3 separate regions of the Mus musculus genome follow, and regions 2 and 3 are each linked to region 1. The links are chromatin loops, found by intact Hi-C in ENCODE. Cell type or tissue: left cerebral cortex. All regions are shown on one strand.

Evidence for each region. A loop is a pair of places that touch in the nucleus more often than their neighbours do. Peaks named below come from ENCODE experiments on the same cell type or tissue, not always from the same donor. Only the 100,000 strongest peaks of a DNase experiment are listed, where the experiment ranks them.
Region 2: a loop joins it to region 1, with 6 times the contacts of the local background. A loop is called at or near these places in 20 of 42 quality-filtered maps.
Region 3: a loop joins it to region 1, with 2.0 times the contacts of the local background. A loop is called at or near these places in 9 of 42 quality-filtered maps.

The regions. Positions count from the first base shown.
Region 1 is chr5:142,766,050-142,771,049 of GRCm38, forward strand. Tnrc18 (trinucleotide repeat containing 18) reads right to left here. Exons shown (of 28, transcript NM_001122730.3): 11 at 1-39. Among named protein-coding and RNA genes, the nearest start is that of Gm31365, 44 kb to the right of the region's middle. In left cerebral cortex, a CTCF peak has its summit at 2,092 (motif pointing right); DNase peaks (open chromatin) are centred at 824 and 2,088; H3K27ac peaks cover 872 bases.
Region 2 is chr5:142,875,003-142,880,002 of GRCm38, forward strand. It overlaps Fbxl18 (F-box and leucine-rich repeat protein 18), which reads right to left. Exons shown (of 5, transcript NM_001033312.3): 4 at 3,656-3,874. Among named protein-coding and RNA genes, the nearest start is that of Fbxl18, 18 kb to the right of the region's middle. In left cerebral cortex, CTCF peaks have their summits at 102 (motif pointing left), 2,507 (motif pointing left) and 4,512 (motif pointing right); DNase peaks (open chromatin) are centred at 2,001, 2,522, 3,829 and 4,513; H3K27ac peaks cover 1,814 bases.
Region 3 is chr5:143,064,048-143,069,047 of GRCm38, forward strand. It overlaps Rnf216 (ring finger protein 216), which reads right to left. Exons shown (of 17, transcript NM_080561.4): 12 at 4,799-4,947; 13 at 4,270-4,348. Gm43380 (a long non-coding RNA gene) reads left to right here. Exons shown (of 3, transcript XR_003955828.1): 3 at 2,739-4,275. Among named protein-coding and RNA genes, the nearest start is that of Gm43380, 28 kb to the left of the region's middle. In left cerebral cortex, a CTCF peak has its summit at 2,641 (motif pointing left); DNase peaks (open chromatin) are centred at 1,402 and 2,626; H3K27ac peaks cover 1,828 bases.

The DNA of each region.
Region 1 (5,000 bases):
TTTCGAGGGAGGGTCGCACCACCAGGTTTGGCTCTGGATCTGGGGAAGGGAGAGAGGTCAGGGAAGTCAGTGCTGGGACCTGACCACGGGCAAGATGGCCGTACCCATGCAGCCAGCCATCAAGAGGCCAGATTAAACTCCCAGATACTATAGTCAGCCCTGGCTCTGGGCCACACAGCCACACAGCATTGTGGTCTAGTGCACTGTGTGTGAAAGGCCAGGAATACTTCTGAGTAACCAAACACTAGCAGAGGTTCCTTCCCAGGACAATGGATATCCCCACGCGTCTCTACTTGATTTCTCCTTAGTGAATATGTTGTGTCCCACATCAGAAAACAGGTCTAGGGAACCAGGTGTGGTTCACACCCGTCACCCCAGCAGGAGGACTGGGTTCAGGCTATATAGAGACCCTCTTTCCAAACAAACAAATAAATTCCAGGGAGGGGGGAAAGCACAAATGGCTGGAGACAGCTCAGCGGGTAAGGGGACATTCTGCTCTTAAAGGGGATCTGGGTTTAATACCCATCACTTAGGCACCTCACAGCCGCCTGTAACTCCAGCTCCTGAGAAATCCAAGCCTCCTGTACCAGCACTCACGTACACACAGTACACACACACACTTAAAATTGTGTGTGTGTGTGTGTGTGTGTGTGTGTATTGAGAGGCAGAAGCAGGTGGCTCTCTAGTAGTTCAAGACTAGCCTGGTCTATAAAGTGAGTTCCAGCACAGCCAGGGCTACACAGAGAAACCCTTTGAGGAGGAGGAGGTGGGGAGGGGGAAGAGGAAGAAGAATAAAAGAGAGAGAAATAAAAAGCACAAACTTGACTAGAGAAGTAGGTGGCTGAGAGAAAGGCTTACTGTGCTCAAATACCCAGGACGTGGGTAAAGCCCAGCACAGTAACACATTACAGTTGCAGTGTTCCTAAGCGGAGGCAGGAGGCAGGCAGAGGAAATTTTCCAGAAGTCCTAATCAGCTACCTGGCATGGCCTGTGGCAAGCAGGGTGTGATGGGAAAAGAGACCCCAGAGATTGTTTTCAGTCCTCCACACACGTGCCACGGCATGTGCCCCTAACACTAACACACATGTGCCTGCACACACATACACACAAAAACGTGTATCTTAAAAAGCAGAAATCAAGGAGAAAGGTGTAATGCCCCAACACGCACAGGTCTCCTCTGGGGGAGGATGTGACCCCGTGTGTGCTAGAGTTCAGGAATGTACTCTCGTGTTCCAATATTCCTAACACACCCAGCCTCCCGTATAAACACTAAAACACAGTGTAGGGCTGGGGATGTTGGCTCAGTCGATAATGTGCTTGCCCAGCAAGCACTGAGCCTGAGGTTCAATTCCCGGCACCATGTAAAAAGGCATACTGGCCCACAACAGTAATCTCAGTACCCCAGAAGCAGAGGCAGGGGGGGTCAGGAGTTCAAGGTTATCCTTTGTTGCATAAGGAGTTGGGGCTTCCTGAGCTCTGTGAGACCATGCCTGGCTGAATTCAGCTAGGGCTGCCTCAAATTCACAGGCCTCTTGCTTCAGCCTCCGAAGCGCTAGGATTAGAGACTTGCAACCACCGTGTCTTACTATTTTAATTTTATTTTTATTTTAACTTATTACTGTGTGTTCGTGCGCGCACATGTGTACACGCGCGTGCGTGTGTGTATGTGCACGTGTATGTGTTTGAAAGAGAAACAGAGAGAAAGAAAATGTGCTATATACACAACAGTGTGTATGCGGAGGTCAAAGAACAACTTCCAGGAATTGGTTCTCTACTTGCATCCTGAGTTATAGAGAATCGAACCCAGATCTTCAGGCTTAGCAGCAAGCACCTCCCTCACTGAGCTGTCTCGTTGGTTCACTTTGCATTTTCGAACTGATATTTTTTTCCAGTCTCAAAGTTAACCAGTTTTGCGTGCTTGAGGAAAAAAATGCAAACCTCCCCCCGTGTCTGAAGGCCTAGAGGGTGAGCGTGAGTAATCCCAGCCCTTAACAATAATCAGGCTCCGCAGCCCTGTTCCTAATGCGGGATGGACTCTGCTGGGGACTGTCCTGTACAAGCTCCATCAATCACTGAAGCCTCCCTGACTCTCCCCACTAGATGGCAACAGTGTCTTCCTGAACCGGTTACAACCAGAATTACTGCTGCCAACAGAGGTGACAAAAAAGAAAAGAAGAAAAAAAAAAAAACCTCCTCCTCGCTCATTGAAAAATCAGTGGTTTGGGGTTTTATTTTTTATTTTTATTTATATAATCATTGAATTTTTATTTTGTTTTGTTTATTTTGTTTTACTCTGGCTGACCTGGGACTCACTTAGGTAGACCAGGCTGGCCTTGGACTCCTAAAGATGTCTCCATTTCTTTTTTGTTTTTAAGACAGCACCTCATGTGTCAAGGCTAGCCTGGACACAAGAGAGTGACTTTGAGCCCCAGACACTCTGGGTTCTGCCGGGTGACAGGCTATCCCACCACACCTGGCTTATACAGAACAAGAGATGGAACCAGGGCTCTGTGTGGCACCCACTGTACCCTGAGCTACAGCTTCAGACCTTCTTGCTTTACAACAGTTCTTCAGACTGGCTCTCACAGCTGCAATGACAGCCCTGTGCCACCCAGCGGGAGGGCTTTATGCTTGTATGTTGGCTTGTGAGCTAAGCCATCTCTCCAGCCCAGGTTTTATTTGTAAAATAAATGAACTCCATGCAGCAGTGAACCCACCAGGTTCCTAGCACATCAGACTGAAGTGGGCCAGCCTGTTCTGCCCCACCCCTATGGCTTCAGCATCCCCATGGGGGCAGAGGATGGTGGAAGCCAAATTACAGAAGGGGACGGCTGTTTGCCTGCTCCTTCTCCCTTCACACAGCCAGCCTGGTTGGTCCAAAGCGCACCAGAAGACACATTCCAAGCCAGACCCCTAACTTAGCAAATTGGATGTGAATCCTAGTCATCTTGAGAGCCTCCTGCTGCAGCCTGCTAAATACCAGCACGGCAGGTATGCGACATTCCGACCAACCAGGCGCAAGGGGGTGTGGCCTATGTACAATGGTTTCTACAGAGGGTAGAGATTATTAGGGCAGGCCCTAACTTGAGAGAGAGAGAGAGAGAGAGAGAGAGAGAGAGAGACAGAGAGAGAGAGAAAGAGAGAGAGAACGAGAACGAACCTTCCAGAGGGAGTCAAAGTCTAAAAACAAAGACAGGCAAAGGTCAGGCATCTACAAACAGAAGAAAAATGACTGGATAGGTCTACAGCATATTTACAATCCCAGCACTCAGGAAGACGAGGCAGGGGAATTGCTCTAACTCCTAGACCAGCCTGGGCTTCATATCTGTCTTTAAAATAAAAAATAATAAAAAGAATGAAAGAAACTCTCTAGTCAAAGGGGCCCAGGCACACACATCAGCTTGTGGCTGTCACTACTAGGGGGTGACTGAGAGATGGGTCCAGATGTTGCTCATGGCTGGCCTTTGATTTGGGGGTTTGTCACTAGTAGAATTGGGAGAGATTCCTCAAAAAAGCAACAGGGGTCCAGTGTAGAGGTGCATGAAAGCAGTCCCTGCTCCCCAAACAAAAGGACTTCCTCTGTGTGTGTGTGTACATGTGTGCAGGTGCATGCATGTGAGTGCATGCACACATGTGTGTGCGTTTGTGTGTGCATGTGTGCATTCATAGGTGAGTGGCCCCACCCCTACAGAACACACAAGTCAGGTGTCAGTCTCCCTCCTTATCTGAGAAAGTATGTCTTGTTCTTGTGTAGACAACAGGCTCAAAGGCCACTGAATTCCTGGAATGCTTCTCCTTCTGCCTCCAATTCTGTTGGAGCAACCAAGGAATTTCAGAGGCATGCACGCCTAGCTAGCTTCAGATGGGTTCTAGGGATCTTCACACTCACGCAACAGGGCGTTACCCTTGGTGCCGACTCCCCAGGCTTTTTGTACTAAAAAGCATGAACCCCAGTGGGCCCAGGATGAGGTGTCTCAGAGTTCTTCCTAGAATTTCTGGGAAAGATACAGACTCAGCCCAGCTGAGCAGGCCAGAAGGCATGGGAGGAACTCCTGGAAGCCCCAGTGAGGAGAACGAGCCTGGCAAAAAACGAGGTCAACAGAGAAAAGTAGAACAGGAGACAGAGGCAGAAAAAGGAAGAACCAACCGGATAATCACAGGAGAAAAAGACTCAAGACGACTTAAGTACCCAGACTCTACTTAATGTTAGGTCCTGATTGCTCAACTTCGGTTCCAAGAGCATTTAAATTCTCTTTTTTGGGGGGATGGGTGGGTTGGGGGAATTGCAGAGGATCTAACATAGCCGCAGCACACATGTGGAATTCAGAGAACATCTTTTGCGAATCAGTTTTCCTCTGCTACTACATAAGTTCCAGGGCTCAAGATAGGTGCCTTTTTACCCACAGAGTCACCCCTCTTGCTGCCAACATCCCACCCACCTGCTCAAAACTCTTGCTTTCATAAGACACAGGGGGGAGGGGGTGGGCCTGGGGGCTTAAGTCCATCACAATGGAACCTCTGGTTATACACGTTTCTCACAGCTCCTAGCTCCACTTCAATACTGGACATGGAACCCATGGTCAATGGCTAAAGCAAGCACTCTACTATCCCAACTGACACTTGAACCAGAAAGGGGACTATTTATTTACTTATTTAATTTGCACTTCTGGGGATGATACCAAGACCCTCTTGGCTAGACAGGTGCTCTACCACTGAGCCACACCCCAGCCCCTCACTGGGGGATTCTAGGCAGGTGCTCTACCACTGAGCCACACCTCAGCCCTCTTTTTACTTTTTATGGTGAGAACAGGGTCTTGATTAGTTGCCTTGGCTGGCCTTCTATTCTCTAATCCAACTGGCCTTAAACTCACAATCCTCCTGCCTCAGGCTCCCATGTAGCTGGGATGGATGGGTGGCCTATGCCACCAAGCCTTATTTTATAATTAAAAGCAAAAACAGAACAAAACAAAACAAAAAATCTGTGAATAAAACATATTCTG
Region 2 (5,000 bases), 110 kb after region 1:
CCACCTCTCAAGTGCTGGGATTATAAACCTGAACCACTATGCCTAGTCTGTGCCATGTGGGGACTGGAGCCTAGGGCTTTGTGCACGCCAGGAGAGCCCTCTACTGACCAAGCCTCATCCCCCAACCTGATTGCACTCTGAAACTGACATCCAAGGCAGACTTAAGCAATCCCCTGCTCCATCTGAGAGCACTTCTCTGCAGTCTGCAGACCAGACGCAGAACCCTGTCTTCCCGGCATGGAGAATCACATGTGCACACTCAGCTTTGAGCGCGGCTGCCCCGAGGCTGCCAGGGGCCGGAGCTTGCCAGAACACAGCAGCAGAGGGGGGGCTGTTAACTGTGGTTCTGGCAAGCTGGAAACTTACAGAAAGAATGCCCCCCATGTCTACATGGAACACCACTGGGGCTGGAGCAGCCAGGTGGCCTTCCAGGGCCATATGCCCAACATACGGGGACAGACACAAACATACTTTAAGATCCCACATGGGAAGACAGTGCCAACTGGCCTCAAGAGAATGACATGGCCACCGCAGTGGACGGCAGACCTCTGTCATATTAGCCTGAGAGGAGCTGGAGGACAGCGCCTCACACTGCACTCGGGATTGGGATTCCTGAGTCTTCAGGCCGGAGGCTGTTGAGACATGGCCACAGATGTCAGGTCTGTAACTGCTCCCGGCGAGCAGTGACCTCACCTTCACTTTGCTACTGTCTGGGGTTGTGCCAGGGCCATCACGCGTGCTTCTGGGCTCAGGCCCTGTTGCAGGGAGGAGACAGGACCTAGAAAAGTCCCATATGGGGTTCAAGCTGTCATGCCTAGGTCATGTGGCAGCAGGCAGACATGAAGAGGAAGCCTTCTGGGAAGCCGAAGGCACCAGGTGGGATGAGTGGCAGTGGTTCCCATGTCACGGCTTACCCAGGGTGGGCAGGAGTGGGTCTGTCATGGACAGGTTCCAGTTGTGCCTGGGAGATGAGGCTGCTCCCCAGAGACAAGGTTGGGAGGAGCCTTGGGGTCTCAAGGCTCTACCTCCACAGTGCCACAGTATCACGGCGCCACAGTGACCAGAGGACACAGGGCCCTCCCCATTCCCAGGGTTTGCAAGGCCTGGCCCAAGTGGGAGAGCCCAAGGAAGCAGGGACGAATGAGGGATCCTTCCCTGCCGAGTCTGAAGTGGGGGTGAGAGAGAGAAGTCCAGGGTGGGCTTATCAGACAGCCAAGTGCATGGCCCAGACCCTGACGCAACAGCACTGTGGGCAGACAGCAGCAGGCAAGGCAACCATGCATCAGGTAGACCAGCACAAGTTTCTAGGGAAGATGGGAAACTGGACCGGTGCGGTGCAGAGATGTGTGGGCACTGGGTAAAGCGGAACTCTGATAGTCCCTGCTCACCAGCCTGGGAGGCCACTAACCCCCAAGGTCCACCAGGAACCTCTGTCACTGAGTCTGGACCCCAGGAGCTGAATTCAGACCTCATATGAGGCCAAAGAAGCCCAAATAGGGGAAGGACTTGCAGAAGAACACAGCCCCACATCCAGTGGGCTGCATGGTGCAACAGGAGAGAAAAGGAGCTGGCATGGGGACACACGCAGCTCATCCTGGTACTGGGGAGGGTTGAGATGTCAATGCCCAGAATGGCACCAAGAAGCAGGAAACCCCAAGGCTGAGACGTGGCTCAGCCAGCAGACTATTTGCCTGACGCTTCCGGGCCCCAGCATGGCATAAATCTAACGTGGCAGTGTATGCCTGTAACGACAAGACCTGAGAAGTAGCGAGCGGGCATCAGAAGGTTACGTTTATTCTGATTATTCTTCTCCGTGTTAGTGGCTAGTCTGGGCTACTTGAGACTCAAAAGAGAGAGACAGACAGACAGGCAGACACAGGACACAAAACCTGAAGGACAAATGTAGTCACCACACTGTGCAGGCATTAGACACAGGCAACCTAAATACAGATACATCCTGTGAGGTGGGAGAAGCCAAATCCAACCCCACAACATGAAGCCCCCGAGCCAGTTAAGGAAGGTGAGAAAGATGCAACTCAACTGCCCAGGGACCTGAGGCACGAGTACAGCCTGGCACGGGGACAGACACGAAGCATAATCCTGCCAGGAACCGACAGTGCAGTGCAGGGAGGAAGGGACCCCAGTCTTGCTGGCTGAGAGCTCCATCTACCCTGCTGGGTGAGGTGCTAGGAGGATTGTGGCTGAGGCAGGAGGATTGCCACAAATTTAAGGCCAGCCTGGGCTACTCCAAAAGTGCTCTATACCTATAACTTCAGCACTCAGGAGATGGAGGCGGGAGGATACGGAGGGGAAGGTCGTGTCCAGCATCACAGTGGGCTCAAGGGCAGCCTGAGCTACAAAAACCCTGTCTAAAAAAAGTTCTTAAGCTAAGCAAACAAAAGAAGCTTCAGGAAAGACGACAGACAGTACGGTTACTTTTCACAGACACCCTGGGCACCGGGTGGCTGGCTGCCAAGAGCAACACTGCCACCTGCTGGACGCCTGCAGCTCAGCGCCCTGCACAGCTGGGCAGACTGTAAGACCCAGAAAGGCTGCTGTCACCGTGGGGGAGGGGTGTACAGCAGAGCCACCACCCTGCAGATGGCAAGGCGGCAGCAGAGGCCTCCACAGAACAGCCTCTCTGCCAGTCTCTAGGGCCTTGCCCAGCCCCGAGGCTGCCAGCAATAGCAGAGAGGAAGGCTTTGTGCTGGCCTGGGTCAGGCCTCAGCGTCTGCCCTGAGGGTTTCTTCAGACCAGCCACTCTCTCTTTACTTACACTGTCTTAAGACAGGGTCTCATGTAGCCCAGGCTAGCCTCAAACTTGTTATGTAGTAGAGGACTTGAATCCTGCCTCCATCAGCAAGTGCTAGGATCATAAGCATGTGCTAACACATCTGTGGTACTACAGAGACTGAGATCTGTTTATGTATGTATGTATGTATGTATGTATGTATGTGCATGTAATGTGAGCTCACATAAGCTTATATGCCTCACATCTACACAGTTGCCCAAAGTGGCCAGGAGAGGCTATCTTGGCTGTCTTGGAACTTGACCTGTAGACCAGGCTAGCCTCTGCCTCTGGCGTGTTGGCATGTCCCAGCTGCAGTAAGATGACTTCTGAGTCATCTCTCCAGCCCCATGTTGTAAGAACTGACCCAGGGCTTAGTGTCAGCTGGGCAAGCACTCTACCAACTACGCTAAACTCCCAGCCCCTTACTTGCTTGTTGAAATGGCCTTGCTTATAGGCCAAGCTTGCCTTGAATTCACCAAGTATTCCAAATTCCCAGTTCTGCCTCAGCTTCTGAATTGCCGGGAGTCCAGCCTTTACAAGGATGAAGGAAGGAAGGGTCAAGAAGTCTTTCTTGGGCCCACATCAGACACAGTAAACTCAAACTTTGGCTTCTAGACTCCAGGATAAACTCTGTACCTGAGGCTAGCCCTAACTCCTGGGCTCTTTCTGTCTCAGCCTTCCATGGCTGAGACCAGAGACTATCCATGGGAACTAGTCCCCTGCAGCAGGCCAGGCCCTCTGATCATGCTGCTAGAATCTGGTGCTCCATCTCCTCAAAGTCGGTAACGGGCTGAGGACACTGAGTCCTGGGGACAGCAGTACTGTCTGAGACCTCCCGGTCAGCTGCCAGGCCTTGCCACTCACCTCCGGAGGAGCGACTGCTGCAGGCTCTTGCAGGTGGTAAGGGATTCTCCGGTGAACATGTGACACATGACGACCTGCAGGCAACGGGCCATAAAGGCCAGCACGGCATCTGGCTGCAGGGTGCCGCTGCGAGATACCAGGCACAGGCGCTGCAGAGACGAGCACTGGCCCAGTGCCTGGAAGAACTGAGCGTTGGCGTTGAAGTAGGGCTGCTCCAACCTGCAGAGAGATGGGTGTGAGCTCTAGGGACTTGACTCCAGGGATGAGTGAGGCTAGCCACTGCCTACAGACCTGCCAGCTCAAGGCTATCACATCCCATCTTCAGTATGCCCTCCCCCCAAACCCCCCCCCCCCCCCCAGTTCTCATACAGCCACAGCCACACCTGCTGGCCTTAGGGGACTTACATGCAACTGCCCTAGGGAGCCGATCTGATGGCAGAGATAGATCAGCCACCTGGACTTTTATTTTCAACGCTGGGAACTGAACTTAGACCACACATACACTAGGCAAGCACTTCACCACAGAACCGTATGCCCAGCCCTTTGGATTTTAAATCTTAGATGGGGTCTCGCTCCGGTGTCCTGGCCAGCCCTGAATTTAGTTTCCTTCTGCCATAGCTTCGCAGGGTGAGAAAGTGGCAGGTAAGAGGGATGCAGGGTCATGAGCAGCAGAGAGAGAGAGAGAGAGAGAGAGAGAGAGAGAGAGAGGAGAGAGAGGAGAGAGAGAGAAAGAGAGAGAGAGGAGAGAGAGAGAGAGAAGAGAGAGAGAGATAACCAGCCAGCCCATCCCAATGCTCCTAACAGCACGGGGTGGAAGCCCAGTGCCAGGCAGCAGTAGCTGCCACCTCCACCACTAGGTGGCAGTATGGACTTGCACTAAAGCCCAGGTATCCTGGGGCTTAGTTACACACTGTGTCCTATACATACTTTCAAACCTTTTTCTAAGTAGATAGCCACTTACAGAACTTTGCCCTAAAAGATGTTATGTGTCACAGAGGTCAACCAGTCACCCTCCAATTGTGGGGCCAATGAGCCCTTACCCTCTCCCCCGTGAACAAGGCTGGTTAGCACCCAGCACTGCCGGGGAACTATCTAATGTGGGTACCATCTGACATCTGAGGGTAGGCAGAGAACAAGGAAATGGGACCCACCCAGATTGGGCCACGTTCCACCTCCACGTCTTCCCAGCTGGCTCAAACTACCAGCCAGCAAGGACATGCTGCTCTGAGATGACTGCACCTCTCCCCTCTGATGCTGTACTCTGAGCCAGGGGGGATGAGGGAGAAGGTACCCCTGAGACTGTGCCAGGCCTGGCTCAAGTGGCTCTTGCTTCCACCCAGGCAGC
Region 3 (5,000 bases), 300 kb after region 1:
ATGAGGGGGAAACAAAAGGTCTTAGTTTATATTTTCTTCTCCTGTATGGGGTAAGTTATCTTTCTTCCTTTTAGGCAGTCATTGCTAATAATGGCAAATGTGGGATTTATTTAACTCACAGTGAGAAATGGGGACATGAGGTAAGCAGTGTTAGCCACTGGTGCATTTTTTACTCTTGGAAACACACACACCTGTTCTCTGGTTCGTCCCAGGACTAGGATGGCATGTACAGTTAGCAGACATGCCTGTGTAATTGTCAAATATCATTCCAGGGGGCTAGTGAGATGGCTCAGCGGTTAAGAGCACTGACTGCTCTTCCAAAGGTCCTGAGTTCAAATCCCAGCAACCACATGGTGGCTCACAACCAGCCGTAACAAAAATCTGATGCCCTCTTCTGGAGTGTCTGAAGACAGCTACAATGTACACACATATAATCAATCATTTCAATCAATGAATCCATCTTTAAAAAAAAAATCATTCCAGGGTCAAGAAACCCATGAAGAACAGATGTATGGTGCTGTTCTGACAGAAATTTTTAAGACTAATTTTTACTGTATGCATATAAGTATCTTGCCTGCAATATATGCATGTGTACTGTGTGTGTGCTTGGTGCCTATGGAGGCCAGAAGGCAGCACTAGATCACTAAGATTGGAATTAAGGGCAGTTCAAAACTGTATCAGGAACTGAAGCCAGGCCCTCTGCAAGATCAGCAAGTGCTGTTAACTACTGAGCTGCTTTTCTAACCCCTGCTACAGGAAATGTAAAAGTGGAATTTGACAGAAATATTTGAGCAAAACCAGTGCAACTCTGAAGCCCTTTGCTAGTGTGGGACTTGCACTAACTGTTGCTGTCTGATGGAAGGACAGCTTCCAGTTATGGCCTTGGGATGCCCTGGGGCTTTCCTTCGGGTTTCTAGCTCTACTACTGTACATCACCTGGTGTCAAGCTTCAGTGTCCACTTAGCACAGTCTCTCTGTAGTGACCAGTGGTGAGTCAAGGGCTCTGTTCCATCCCTAATGGACACACAGAAAGCTCAGCAACACCACAGCACCGGAGACCTGAAGCTCTTCACTACGACCTCTCTGGAAACTGCAGGAAGAACAGACCACATTCATAACAAGGACTTCTTATTCTAACTCCTCCCTTTCTGACTCCAATAATGGAGTATGGACTTTATTCCAGTAAGTGAGCCCTCACCTACAGGCTTCAGAATCTTTTGTCACCAAGACTTTTGGCTCTTGTCACTGTAACTTCCTGATTTAAAGGTCCTCCCTGACAGAAGGAGCATGAAGGCCAAGCTTCATCATCTCTGGATAATGTGAAGGCTTGGTTTAGTCCAGGAGTCAGCAGACTAGCTAGGTTCCCCAATTAGTACGTGGCCAGTAAGTGGCAATGGCCTGGTGCCACAGCTGGAGAGTTGTCTTGGCAATGACAGCTGGATAATTTACATTCTCTTCACATAGCCACTCAGCTACAGCAGGCAGCTGCAGATTGCTGGTTTTGTTTTTTGTTTTTTTTTAAACAACAAACTGGTTTACTGCAGACGTAAATTTTGGTAATATTTCACAGACTCTGAGTTATGAGCATTGAAGGCTACAGAGGCTGTCACAGGACCTGACAACTGTAAGAAAGACAAGCATGGAAGAGGGTATGTAGGTGGAAACTGACGAATAAGCCAAACTCAAGTGATCCTGGGCAGAGATGGGTGACTGATTACACAACCGATAGACATTCAGTGTCCACAGAAAGAATCCAAACAAGATTTTCTTCATGTTATTTTCATACAACTCTTTACACTGGCCATCTTTCCTTCCTTAGTACTTGCTTACTGTGCACTGGTAAATCTATACCTCATTACTAGAATTTTTCTAATTTTCCACATTGAAAAAGCTCTATGTGTACTGTGGAATAAGAAGCAGACTTGTATATTTAAGAGGGTAGAAAGATTCAACAGGGAAATGTTTGAACCTACGGAAAAAGTATTCCATAGAATATTGGAAACCATCTCAGAACCTGCCAAAATATACCTTCTTCCACTCCATATCAAACATACTTAACCACTGTTAAAAGCAACATGCTGAGTCAAGTTGATGAATTCTTTATGTCAGAGTGTACCAGAGAAATGAAGGTCTGGATACACACTCCATCACATCCATGAGAGCCTGCCTATTTTATAGGACAGTCTTAAGTCTCAGTCTTCAGGGATTCTGGGCACCAAGTCTTTCCCAGATAATGCACCACTATCAAAGCCTTATCTCAGAGTGACAGGTTCCTGAAACTCTAACTTGAGTGTAGCTTCCTGGCAAACACTGCAGTGAGAAAGCAGATGCCTTTGGTCTTACATAGGACAAAATTAGCTCATGGCTCACTTTTTATACAAAATCCTCCAGGATTAACTGTCAGTTCCACCATCTTGTTGAAGAGAAAGGGCGCCACACTGGGGCAAGTACAAAGGAAAAGGCAGATGTCCTCACAGCACAACCATCTCTGCCATTAAATCTGAATGCACACAGTAGTTTGCTTTAGCACTAACCTCAAAGAATTTTGTCCATTCTGCTTACAAGACAGTTGTGCTGACACATCTACTTTGGAAATACCCAAGGGGGAGAGGGCACTTTTCTTGTGGAATGCTAGTGCCATCTAGTGGCAGCTTATTCCATAGTTCACACAAAACAGCTTCGTACAGATGCCTCTCTGCATTGTATTATAGGTTTGGTTTTTATCTTATCTCCCACAGACACTTTCCTCCAAGAGCAGAAAAAGAACCTAGAGCATGAGTGCCTTTATCTATAGGTAAAGGTTAAATTTTGAAACAGATGGTCCTGGAAGCTATAATATCCTGTGCTACATCTCTTCACTGTGGATACTGTAAATAAGATGAATGAGCAAATGGAAGCTCTGAGAACCACCCAACATTTGCACAGTAACCATCTCCCTACTGCATCAAACTCCAGACTCCACGATCCTTCTCCAGCCTCAGTCTCTTTAGAATGGGTGACTTAGTCACTTCGCAAGTGTGCACTGAGAACTGTACTGGAAGGCACCAGGCAAACACACAGTTGGCACTTGTTTTTTTTCCTGCTGAAACCCTCCATATTCCCATTAAATCATTGATGCAGTGGATGGAAGCAGTGGATGGAAGCAAAGGACTCTCCTGCACCTTGCCTTATTCACATTCCGTTTCCAACTACATGGCCTGACCCGGCCTCACTCTAAGCCCGCTCCTCTTCTCTAGATGTCCAGCCAGCTCTGACCCTTGGGGTCTGAAGCTGCTGCTGAGACAAACCTGAAGCTTAGTAGCAACAGAGCCATTTCTCCATCATGGCGTGTGTCCATCTTAGCAGGAGAACACAAAGTGAACTAAATGCCCTGTCCTTTGCAAAAGCTGAGAACACATGATGTGCAGTGCATTATGAACTGCTAGCTATAAGCAGTTATAAAGTTGTATAAACAGATAAAGAACTTTTCATCTGGCCTGATTCAAAGTGCTCACTGCCTAGTAACTCCTATTTTCCCTAGGCCTAGACCTGGCAATTGCTGTTCAGTTCTTGCTACTTGCATCTGGTTACTTAAGAAATTGCACATGAGGTCTCTGGCCGCCACGTCCCTGCATCTGCAATGGATGGTCATTCGGAACTGCTCCAGTTTCTTGATTAAGAGGTATAAGCAGACGTACAGCACAGAGCCAAATAAACTGAAACTCCTTCCCCTACAACGGGCTAATTCACTGCAAGACTGTCGGAGTGGAGCCAGCGGCTGATGGCAAAGGGGTCCTGGTAGTTATGAAATGCAGATTCAGTCAGGGAAAACCTGCCACTTCTTACACGTTGTGAATCCATTAGTACTTTTGAAGAGTTTTTACGTTTTTTGCCTTTCAAATTCTATATTAATTGACTTATGTATAACTACCTTATTACAGAATTCTATATGTCCATACAGATTTTCCCTAACTTACAGGTGTGTATGTGCTGTATTTGAGTACAGGACAGGGAAAAGAGCAAGCAAAATATACGACACAGCAGAAGAAGACACATTTTCACAGCACCTGTCTTTATAAAATGACATAGACGAGAAATCCTGAACTTTGCAATTGGATTTCCACAAGTAATTTCATCTCTGTAACTATGCCAACTGCCATCACCAACCTTCTCTTGCTTCATGAATGGAAGAGGCAAACTATTCTCATGCATCAGCCTACACAGGCCACCTGCATAGTGCAAGCCAAACTCAAGCAAGGTGCTAGAAACACAAACCACTGTCCTCCGTACCTTTCGGCAGCGTGGGTTGGGGCAGCTGAACCTCTTCACATCGCTGTCCAACAGAGCAGGGAAGCTGCAGGAGGGGCACCTGGAGCAACAGGAAAGCGGCATCACTCAAGATGTTTAAAGGTGGGTCTCCTGGGATTGTGCTACCAAGATGGAGGATTAAGCATGGCAGACAGTGCTTTGTATTCCTTAATTATCACTACAGCCTAGACTGAGCTGCCTCCTACACTGCACTTACAGGGACAACACAGGCACCATGCCAACGTCCAAACTTACTGTCAACCACATACCTCAAGCTCTCAAGGATTCCTTGTAACCATTACTCTTCCTCCCTCCCAGGGTGCAGTGACTCAGCTACAGGCTAGAATACTAGGTAACAAATAAGGTGTAGGCAGAGCCATCGATAGATGCTTTCATTATAAGCTTAACTGATTGTTGCAATAGCAAGAAGGGCCAGAAAATCCAGACAGAATCTTCTTGCCTGGTAAAAGCAGACTTTACCTTGGGGAATGAGTAGATTGTCAGCACTCACCGGACAAGCTCATCAGCATAGGCTGCAGCGACTTCTTCCTCAGCTTTCCGTTCATAGTATTTGTACAGAATGGTCTGGGGGAGCACCTTCTCCAGCTCACTGGTTGGGAAGGAGCACGTGCAGCTGCCTTCCATGCAGCTGAGTTCTGACTAGAATAAAGCAATCAGGCAAAGGAAAAAGTTAGCCAGGGCTCAGAATAACG